Regions from separate parts of the Homo sapiens genome. Here region 1 is linked to region 2. A link is an interaction called in ENCODE POLR2A ChIA-PET data of the cell type or tissue named here. Cell type or tissue: HepG2. All regions are shown on one strand. Links, peaks and the distances in the headings refer to the core of each region. The heading gives the core; the rest is flanking DNA.

The links. ChIA-PET counts read pairs that join two places held together with the same protein. Peaks named below come from ENCODE experiments on the same cell type or tissue, not always from the same donor. Only the 100,000 strongest peaks of a DNase experiment are listed, where the experiment ranks them.
Region 1: POLR2A ChIA-PET joins it to region 2 with 6 read pairs; 1 of 35 experiments calls an interaction of 5 or more read pairs at or near these places.

The regions. Positions count from the first base shown.
Region 1 is chr17:50,101,218-50,103,717 of GRCh38, reverse strand. The region is part of intron 2 of PDK2 (pyruvate dehydrogenase kinase 2); the gene reads right to left. It overlaps PDK2-AS1 (PDK2 antisense RNA 1), which reads left to right and starts at 1,322. Exons shown (of 2, transcript XR_007065842.1): 1 at 1,322-1,865. RefSeq lists an enhancer at 2,105-2,500. In HepG2, for the core only: no CTCF peak of the experiment used is centred there; DNase peaks (open chromatin) are centred at 1,347, 1,667 and 2,010.
Region 2 is chr17:50,644,021-50,650,050 of GRCh38, reverse strand. All of the region lies in intron 1 of ABCC3 (ATP binding cassette subfamily C member 3), which reads right to left. Among named protein-coding and RNA genes, the nearest start is that of ABCC3, 12 kb to the right of the region's middle. In HepG2, for the core only: no CTCF peak of the experiment used is centred there; a DNase peak (open chromatin) is centred at 4,570.

The DNA.
Region 1 (2,500 bases), core at 1-2,500, 540 kb after region 2:
CTAGTATTGCTGCTCTTCTCGCTCTTGCCTGACAGAGAAGAGAGTGAAAGAACCAGCTCTGGACCCAGACCTGGCTCTTTAAGCACTTGGAGCTGTGTGGCTCTGGGTAAGTCATGGAACCTCTCTGGGCCTGAGTTTGCTCATTAGGAAAATGGGGATTGTTATATCTATTTATGACTGCTTTGTGGTGAGAATTCCATGTGATGATTAGCACAGTGCCTAGCACATAGTGAGCACTCTCTAATGCTTGCTCTTATTATGGCTGGTGGCTCAAACACTGTCAACAGCTGCATGCATCCTCTGAGCCCCCAGGCAGCATCTGATACTCTCCCACTGCTTGTAGGCTCTGAATCACAGCATGTTGGAGCCCCTGTGCCCTGGAGACCTGCCCCACTGCCACACGAAGGGGGCTGTCTCAGGCCCAGAGCTCACCGCCCACCCCTCCCTACCCAGAGCTCTGCACAGAGCCCGATAGGAGGAGCTGTGGCTGCTGATGGGGCTGGGGGCCCCAACAGCAGAAAAGATCAGCCTTTCTCTCAGCCCCCATCACCATCCCTGCCACCCCAGCAGACAATCAGGCTGGCACTCCTAAGACCTCACCTGTCTCCCTGGAGAAGAACATAGCGACCACTAACACCCACTTGTGCCGAGTCCCACACAGGGTCTCTCATCTGCCAACAGCCTTGATGAGCACAAGGTATTTCCCTGTTTTTGCAGACAACGAGACCAGCACTGAGAGGTTAGTGATATGCCCCAGGCCACATAGTAAGCAGCAGGTTGGGATTCAAACCTAGCTCTTGCAGACTCCAAGTCTACACCACGTGGCCAACGGCCAACACGGGCCCTGACGGTGATGCCGCTGCTGATGGTGATGGTGGCATTTACTGGGTACCAATAGCCAGGTCCACCCTGTGCTTCCCTCCTGCCCCACTTTCACCTCCACAAGAACCCCAGAGGTGGGCGCTACTGCTGGACCCATTTTACAGATGAGGAAGTTAACACACAGAGCTGAGATTCTCTCATCCAGGCCTATGTGGCTCCGAATCCCTTGCTCCCTAAACGCACCCAAAATAGACCTTCATGCTCATATGATTCTTAGGGGAGAGAGGGCCCGCACACAGGCAGTGCTAGGGGCAGGTGGGGAGAGGAGGGGGAGGAGACCCACTGCAGAGTGGGGCCTGAGGCCCCTTCCCAGGAGGCAGGTGGGGATGAAGCGGGTGGGAGCTGGGAGGCTAAGCCACTTCCTGACTGTGCTGGGCAGTGGGTGGGGGTGGGCATGGTCAAAGTCCCAGTCTCACTTAGGGAGAGTGCCCCAGCTGCTGGCACCACCCCTTTTGTGGCTGCTCAACAACCCTAGAGGGCAGGAATGGGGCCTGGTCACGTGGCCACTGAAGTGGAGCAAAGGGCACCGGCATGGAGTGACAGCGGGCAGCGCCTGCCAGCCTCCCTCACAGGGCCAGGGCTCCTCCAGGGCAAGGGGCCCAGGCTACTCTTGGAATGGAGGGGAGAGGATGAGGATTTTCCCCGAGGTCCCTGGCCTTGCCCTGAAGCCCCTCAGGGGCCTGGTGCACCAAATGTCAACCTTGGGCCGGTTCTTGATCCTAAGAAGGGAGATTGGGGACGAGTGGCGCTGGCCTCTGGGCTGCCCACCCCTTGCAGGCCAGAGAGAGAACTGGGCTTATATAAGGGAGGCCTGAAGCAGTGGTGCAGTGACAGACAGGCACCAACAGGCGGGAGAGGCATTGCCCCCACCCCTCCCCAGGACCTGCAGGGAGGCTGGGGTCTCTGGGCCTGCTGACCTCTGCAGTAATCAAGGCCCCCAGGAGTCCCTTGGTGAGATCCGGAGCTCCCAAGCCCAGCCCAAGGTAATGTGGAGATCCACCCAAACCCTGCTTTCCAGGGCTCCAGAGCCAGTCCAGAGCCCCAGGAATGAGAAGGAGGAGGGGTGGATGCAGGCAGAAGCCAGGAGGCTTGCTGAGAGTGTGGGGCTGATAATGGGCGGTGGGGGCGGGAGGAGAGGGTGAGTGAGTGGGAGGAGGGCCCTGCAGCCCTGTGTGGGAGCAGAGGGGGTGCTGAGCCAGCGGGGGAGTGTGTGTAATTGTGTGCATGTGGCATGTGCATGCCTGTGGGTGTGTGCGAGGGTGTGCCCTGTGCACTCGTATCCACAGCTGCTGGGGAGCAGGGTGTAAACAAGGCAAAGGCTGGGGAGGAGGGTGCTCGCTGCACTTGGGGGAGAGGTGGCGGTGTCCCGCCTCCGGAGCCTCTGAGCCAGGCAGGTTTGGGTTCCGCTGCTGATTGTGCCCTAAAGAGGCCACCGAGTCCCTCGGGTCCCCATTTGCAAAATGGGGTTCATGGGAGTAAGCACCTCATGGGCCTGGGTGTACAGAAAAGATGATGCCTCGAGTACATGCGCAGTAAGTGGTCGGTCCTGCTCGGTCATGCAAGGAGCGGCTGACGGGTTTGGAGAGCTCGTGTGGCTTTAGCAGGTCCTGGGCACCCA
Region 2 (6,030 bases), core at 3,531-6,030:
CTGATCATAATAGGAAATTGTAAAATGTTTTTCTTTCTCTTTAGGTAGTTGGCCTAGAAAACAAAGATTCTGTGTTCTACCCAGATAATTTCCTGTGCTTCATGCTGTCTTTGTTAGGTTTTTGATCACTTAAGAAAACTGAGAACTCGCTATTAAAACAGCTAAGCTTTTTCTACAACTATGTAACTTTTTGTATATGCCTCCGAAGTCATTTAATGAACGGCTATTGTTCACAGTGACCTGTGATCCTATTAAAAAAATTTATTTTATGTGTTGCCTATTTCCTTCCTTCCTTCCTTTCTCTCTCTCTCTTTCTTCCTTCCTTCCTTCCTTCTTTCTTTCCCTTCTTCCCTCCCTCCTTCCCTTCCCTCCCTCCCTTCCTTCTTTCCTTCCTTCCTTTCTCCTTTCCTCCCTTCCCCTCCCCACCCCTCATCTCTCTCCTCTCTCTCCTCTCCTCTCCTTCTTTTTTTGACAAAGTCTCACTCTGTCACCCAGGTATAAAGCTGACTCCATACATAGTGGACTGTAGCATAATTCAATATGTAAACAAACTGCAACGTAACTTGAGAGTATATTCTTACAATAAGCAGCCAAGTCTCAGCCAAATATAGCAGAATTTTCAGCCAATCACAAGCTGCCAGATCATCAGAACATGTCCACATAAGGCAAACACCTCATTGCACCATGCCCAAATAAGGCAAATACTGATCTGTCGCCAATCAAGCTGTTTCTATACATCAATTCCTTTCTCTGTCCATTAATACTGCCTGCCCATACTGCTGGGTGGTAAAACTCTGTGAACCTCTACTGGTTCAGGATGCTGGCTGATTCATGAATTGTTCTTTGCTCAGATAAACTCTGCTAAATTTAATTTGTCTAAAGTTTTTATTTTAACAGAATTTTTCCTCAAATGTGTGGTGACTTTTTTTTTTTTTTTTTGAGATGGAGTCTCCCTCTGTCGCCCAGGCTGGAGTGTGGTAGTACGATCTCAGCTCACTGCAACCTCTGCCTCTGAGGTTCAAGAAATTCTCCTGCCTCAGCCTCCCGAGTAGCTGGGATTACAGGCACGTGTCACAATGCCCAGCTAATTTTTGTATTTTTAGTAGAGGGGTTTTGCCATGTTGGCCAGGCTGGTCTCGAACTCCTGACTTCAAGTGATCCGCCTGCCTCGGCCTCCCAAAGTGCTGGGATTACAGGCGTGAGTCACTGCACCCGACCTGTGGTGATTCTTGCGGCTTGGCTGTCTCAATATTTTGGAGTAAGACACTAAAGAGTTGGCTGCTCTGTGTGTTGGGGGCAGGTGGATTTGGGACTGGATCTGGGACTCCTCAGGGCAATCTGTGAACAATGATGAGTGAGAGTACCAAGGACCAAGGACCAAGAAACAGCTACTGAAGACAGAGTACCGAGGACCAAGCTTATTGGCTGTTGGGCTTCACTGCAGAGTGATCAAGTAGGAACCTGGTCCTTTAGGGAAGACTCCCCCAACAACTGGAAGAATCTGGAGGTCTTTTCTCTGGGACCAATTTAGGAGTGAGGGCTGAGGGTTCTATCCTTCAGTATGCAGACTTTTACTTAATTCCACAGAATAAACTGCTGGTCTTCTGTGAGGTGGCTGGAATTTGCCTGGCTTTGAGAGGAGATGGATAAGTATCTTGGGTGTTTCATCTCTCCTTATGCATTCTCCTAGCAGCCGCTGCTTTCAGCCCTGCTCTTCCCCTTGCCTCCTTCAGCCCTCCAATCCCCGAGCTTTTACAGACTCCAAATGGCCTTTGGTTTCAGTTGTTCTCTGCTGTGTCAGTGATCACTCCTCAACCTGTTTCTCACTTTCCAAAAAGGTGTTAATATCTTGTCTGCTGTTGTCTCCTCTTCTCTTTGTCCTTGTAGGTTTACATTCTTTATTCCTTACTGTCACTTTGATGGAAAATCAGGAAGGACTGGAGATAAAGTCTTGTGTTCAATCCACCCTATAGAACCAGAAGTCCTTCCAACTACAATTTTTTTTTTTCTTTTGGGCAGAGTCTTGCTCTGTCTCCCAGGCTGGTGTGCAGTGGTGTGATCTCAGCTCACAGCAACCTCCGCCTCTGGGATTCAGGTGATTCTCCTGCCTCAGCCTCCCGAGTAGCTGGGATTACAGGCTTCCACCACCACGCCCGGCCAATTTTTGTATTTTTAGTACAGACGGGGTTTTGCCATGTTGACCAGGCTGGTTCTCAAACTCTTGACCTCAGGTCATCCACCCGCCTTGGCCTCCCAAAGTGCTGGGATTACAGGTGTGAGACACCATGCCCAGCCTCCAAGGGCGAATTAAATAGACCCGTTTCAGACTTTATGCAGGACCTCCCTGCAACAGTGTGGGCTTCCCCCATCTCTTGGAAACTACTCTTTCCTGGTCTCCTGGTTTCTTGGCAAGCATTCCTTGCTGTCTCCTTATCTTCCTTCCAGTTCACCCTGTGGACATGGGCCCTAGCTCCCAAGTTCAGACCTTGGTCCTTGGTGCTCTCTCTCATCATTGTTCACAGATTGTCCTGAGGAGTCCCAAATCCAGATCAACAGCTCAAATCACCTCCTGAGCCTCAGCGCCTACTTCCTGCTGCCTCTCAGATGGCGTCACCATCTGTCTGCAGCCACCTCATATTCAATACCTCTCAAAGTAAGATCCTTCACTCCCTGCCAGAACCAGCCCTTCCTTTGGCCTTGCCTGCCTCTGCCAAGGGCATCACCATTCTGCCAGCTACCCTGACACCTGTAGGGACATAGGTCCTATTGATTCTTGATGGAAGCATAGTAGCTGGACAAAGAGGTGTTTGAGACTTGGCAGGGAAAGGTTAAGCACCTTGGCCAAGGTCACACAGCTTAAAAGAACTCACACTTGGCCGGGCACAATGGCTTACACCTGTAATCCCAGCTCTTTGGGAGGCTGAGGTGGGAAGATCACGAGGTCAGGAGTTCGAGACCAGCCTGACCAACATGGTGAAATCCCGTCTCTACTAAAAATACAAAAATTAGCTGGGCGTGGTGGCAGGCACCTGTAATCCCAGCTACTCGGGAGGCTGAGGCAGGTGAACTGTTTGAACCCGGGAGGCGGAGGTTGCAGTGAGCTGAGATTGTGCCACTGCACTCCAGCCTGGTGACAGAGGGAGACTCCGTCTCAAAAAAATAAAAAATAAAAAGAAGAAGTCACACTTAAGCTGTGTGATCTTGACCCAGGTTCTTAACCTCTCCCCTCTCTGGGCCTTGGTTTCTTTAAGGGTAACATTGGGATGATAATATCTCTTACCTGGTTCCTCCCACCTGGCCCCTTGGCCAGACCCTCATCTCTTCATGAGCAATTGCCATAGACTTCTGGTCTCTTCCCTTCAGATTCCCTGGGGTCCCAGATCCTGCATGGTTTTCCCCTTCCTTTCTGGCCATGCCATCACAGTCTCTTTGCTGATTCCCCTGCCTGGTGCAAGAGGGTCCTGGAGCTCAGTCCTTTCCTCTTCTCTGCCTCCTTCCTATCTGCACTCAACCTCTTGGCAATCCCATGCAGTCTCATATGATGATATGATGTACCATCTATATGCCAATGACTTTCAAGTCTATCTCTCCAGCTCATTGCTCCCCAAATCTCCAGCTCCATATCTAACTGCTGACTTGACATCTTCACTCCATACACCCTACAATAGCCTGCATAGACCTGCACAATGTCCCTTCCCCCAACCCATGACCCTCTCCCCGCCTTTCCTGCTTCACTCCAGCCACTGGCCTCCTTGCTGTTTCTAAATGCACTTGCTGCTCCTGTCTCAGGGCCTTTGCACTTGCTCTTCTCTCTTCCTGGAACACTCCTCCCCCAGACATCCTGAAGTCTTTCTTTCTCAATGAAGCCTACCCTGACCATCCTGTTTAATACTGCCACCTGTGTCCCACCCCTGTATTCCCAATTCTCCCACCCTTCTCCGCTTTTTCTTTTCTCTATAACACCTATCACCTTTTGACATGATATATAATTTACTGATTTATTATATTTTCTCTCATCTTTTCCTTTACTTGCTGACATGTAAGCTCTTTGAAGGGAAGAACCTTTATTTTATTTATCTATGTATCCTAAGTACTTAGAATGGTGCCTAGCACATAGTAGGTGCTCAGAAAAAAGATTTGCTTAAATAAATCAAATATTTATTGAAGACCAGGGACATTGCCCAGTGCTTTGAGAGGCCAAGGCAGGAGCATCACTTGAGGCCAGGAGTTTGAGACCAGCCTGGGCAACATAGCAAGACGCTGTCTCTACAAAAATGTAAAACATTAGCCTGGTCTGGTGACAGGCACCTGTAGTCCCAGTTACATGGAGGCTAAGGCGGGAGGATCTCTTGAGCCCGGGAGTTTGTTGCTGCAGTGAGCCATGATTATGCCACTCCACTCTAGCCTGAGCAACAGAGCAAGACCTGGACTCTTAAAAAAAAAATACACACACACACATACACGTTTATTGAATAAATGAATGAAAGAATAATAGTATACCATCCCTTTAAACTTTCAGTAGCTCCCTACTGCCTAGAAGGCAAAGTTCAAACATTTTACTATGGCATTCAAAGCCCACAGCTGGCCTTGAACTATCTGGCTATGTGAACTGTTGAATAATCTATATGCTTGAGTTCTGAGTTCTCCCATCTTTTTTTTTTTTTTTTTTTTTTTTTTTTGATGGAATCTTGCTCTGTCGCCCAGGCTGGAGGGCAGTGGCACAATCTTGGCTTACTGCAACCTCTGCCTCCCGTGTTCAAGTGATTCTCGTGCCTCAGCCTTCTGAGTAGCTGGGATTACGGGCGTGCACCACCACGGCTGGTTAATTTCTTTCTTTTTTTTTTTTTTTTAAGGCCAAGTCTCGCTCTGTCACCCAGGCTGGAGTGCAGTGGTGCGACCTTGGCTCACTGCAACCTCTGCCTCCAGGGTTCAAGCGATTCTCCCACCTCAGCCTCCTGGGTAGCTGGAATTACAGGCACATGCCACTACGCCAGGCTAATTTTTGTTTTCTGTTTTTTTGTTTGCTTGTTTTTGAGACGGAGTCTCGCTCTGTCGCCCAGGCTGGAGTGCAGTGGCGTGATCTCGGCTCACTGCAAGCTCCGCCTCCCGGGTTCACGCCATTCTCCTGCCTCAGCCTCCTGATTGGCTGAGACTACAGGCGCCCGCCACCATGCCCGTCTAATTTTTTGTATTTTTAGTAGAGACGGGGTTTTACCGTGTTAGCGAGGATGGTCTCGATCTCCTGACCTTGTGATCTGCCCACCTCGGCCTCCCAAAGTGCTGGGATTACAGGCATGAGCCACTGCACCCGGCCTTGGTTTTTGTTTTGTTTTGGTTTTGAGACGGAGTCTCACTCTGTCACCTCGGCTGGAGTGCAGTGGCACGATCTCAGCTCTCTGCAACCTGTGCCTCCAGGGTTCAAGTGATTCTCCTGTCTCAGCCTCCCAAGTAGCTAGGACCACAGGTGCACACCACCACACCCAGCTAAATTTTGTATTATTAGTAGAGATGGGGTTTCACCATGTTGGCCAGGCTGGTCTGGAACTCCTGACCTCAAGTGATCTGCCAGCCTCAGCCTCCCAAAGTGCTGGGATTACAGGGGTGAGCCACCATGCCTGGCCAAGTTCTAGCATCTTAAGAAAACAACTCATGGAAGGGGAGTGATCTGCACTCCCTGCTTCCTTTCCCCAACCTCCCCAGCCTGCCTTCCCTTCTTCCTTTTTTTTTTTTTTTTTTTTTTGAGACGGAGTCTGGCTCTGTCACCCAGGCTGGAGTGCAGTGGTGTGACCTTGGCTCACTGCAACCTCCACCTCCCGGGTTCAAATGATTCTCCTGCCTCAGCCTCCTGAGTAGCTGGGATTACAGATGCCCGCCACCACGCCCAGCTAATTTTTGTATTTTTAGTAGAGACGGGGTTTCACCGTGTTGGTCAGGCTGGTCTCGAACTCCTGACCTTGTGATCCGCCCGCCTCAGCCTCCCAAAGTGCCAGGATTTCAGGCGTGAGCCACTGTGCCTGGCCTGCCTTCCCT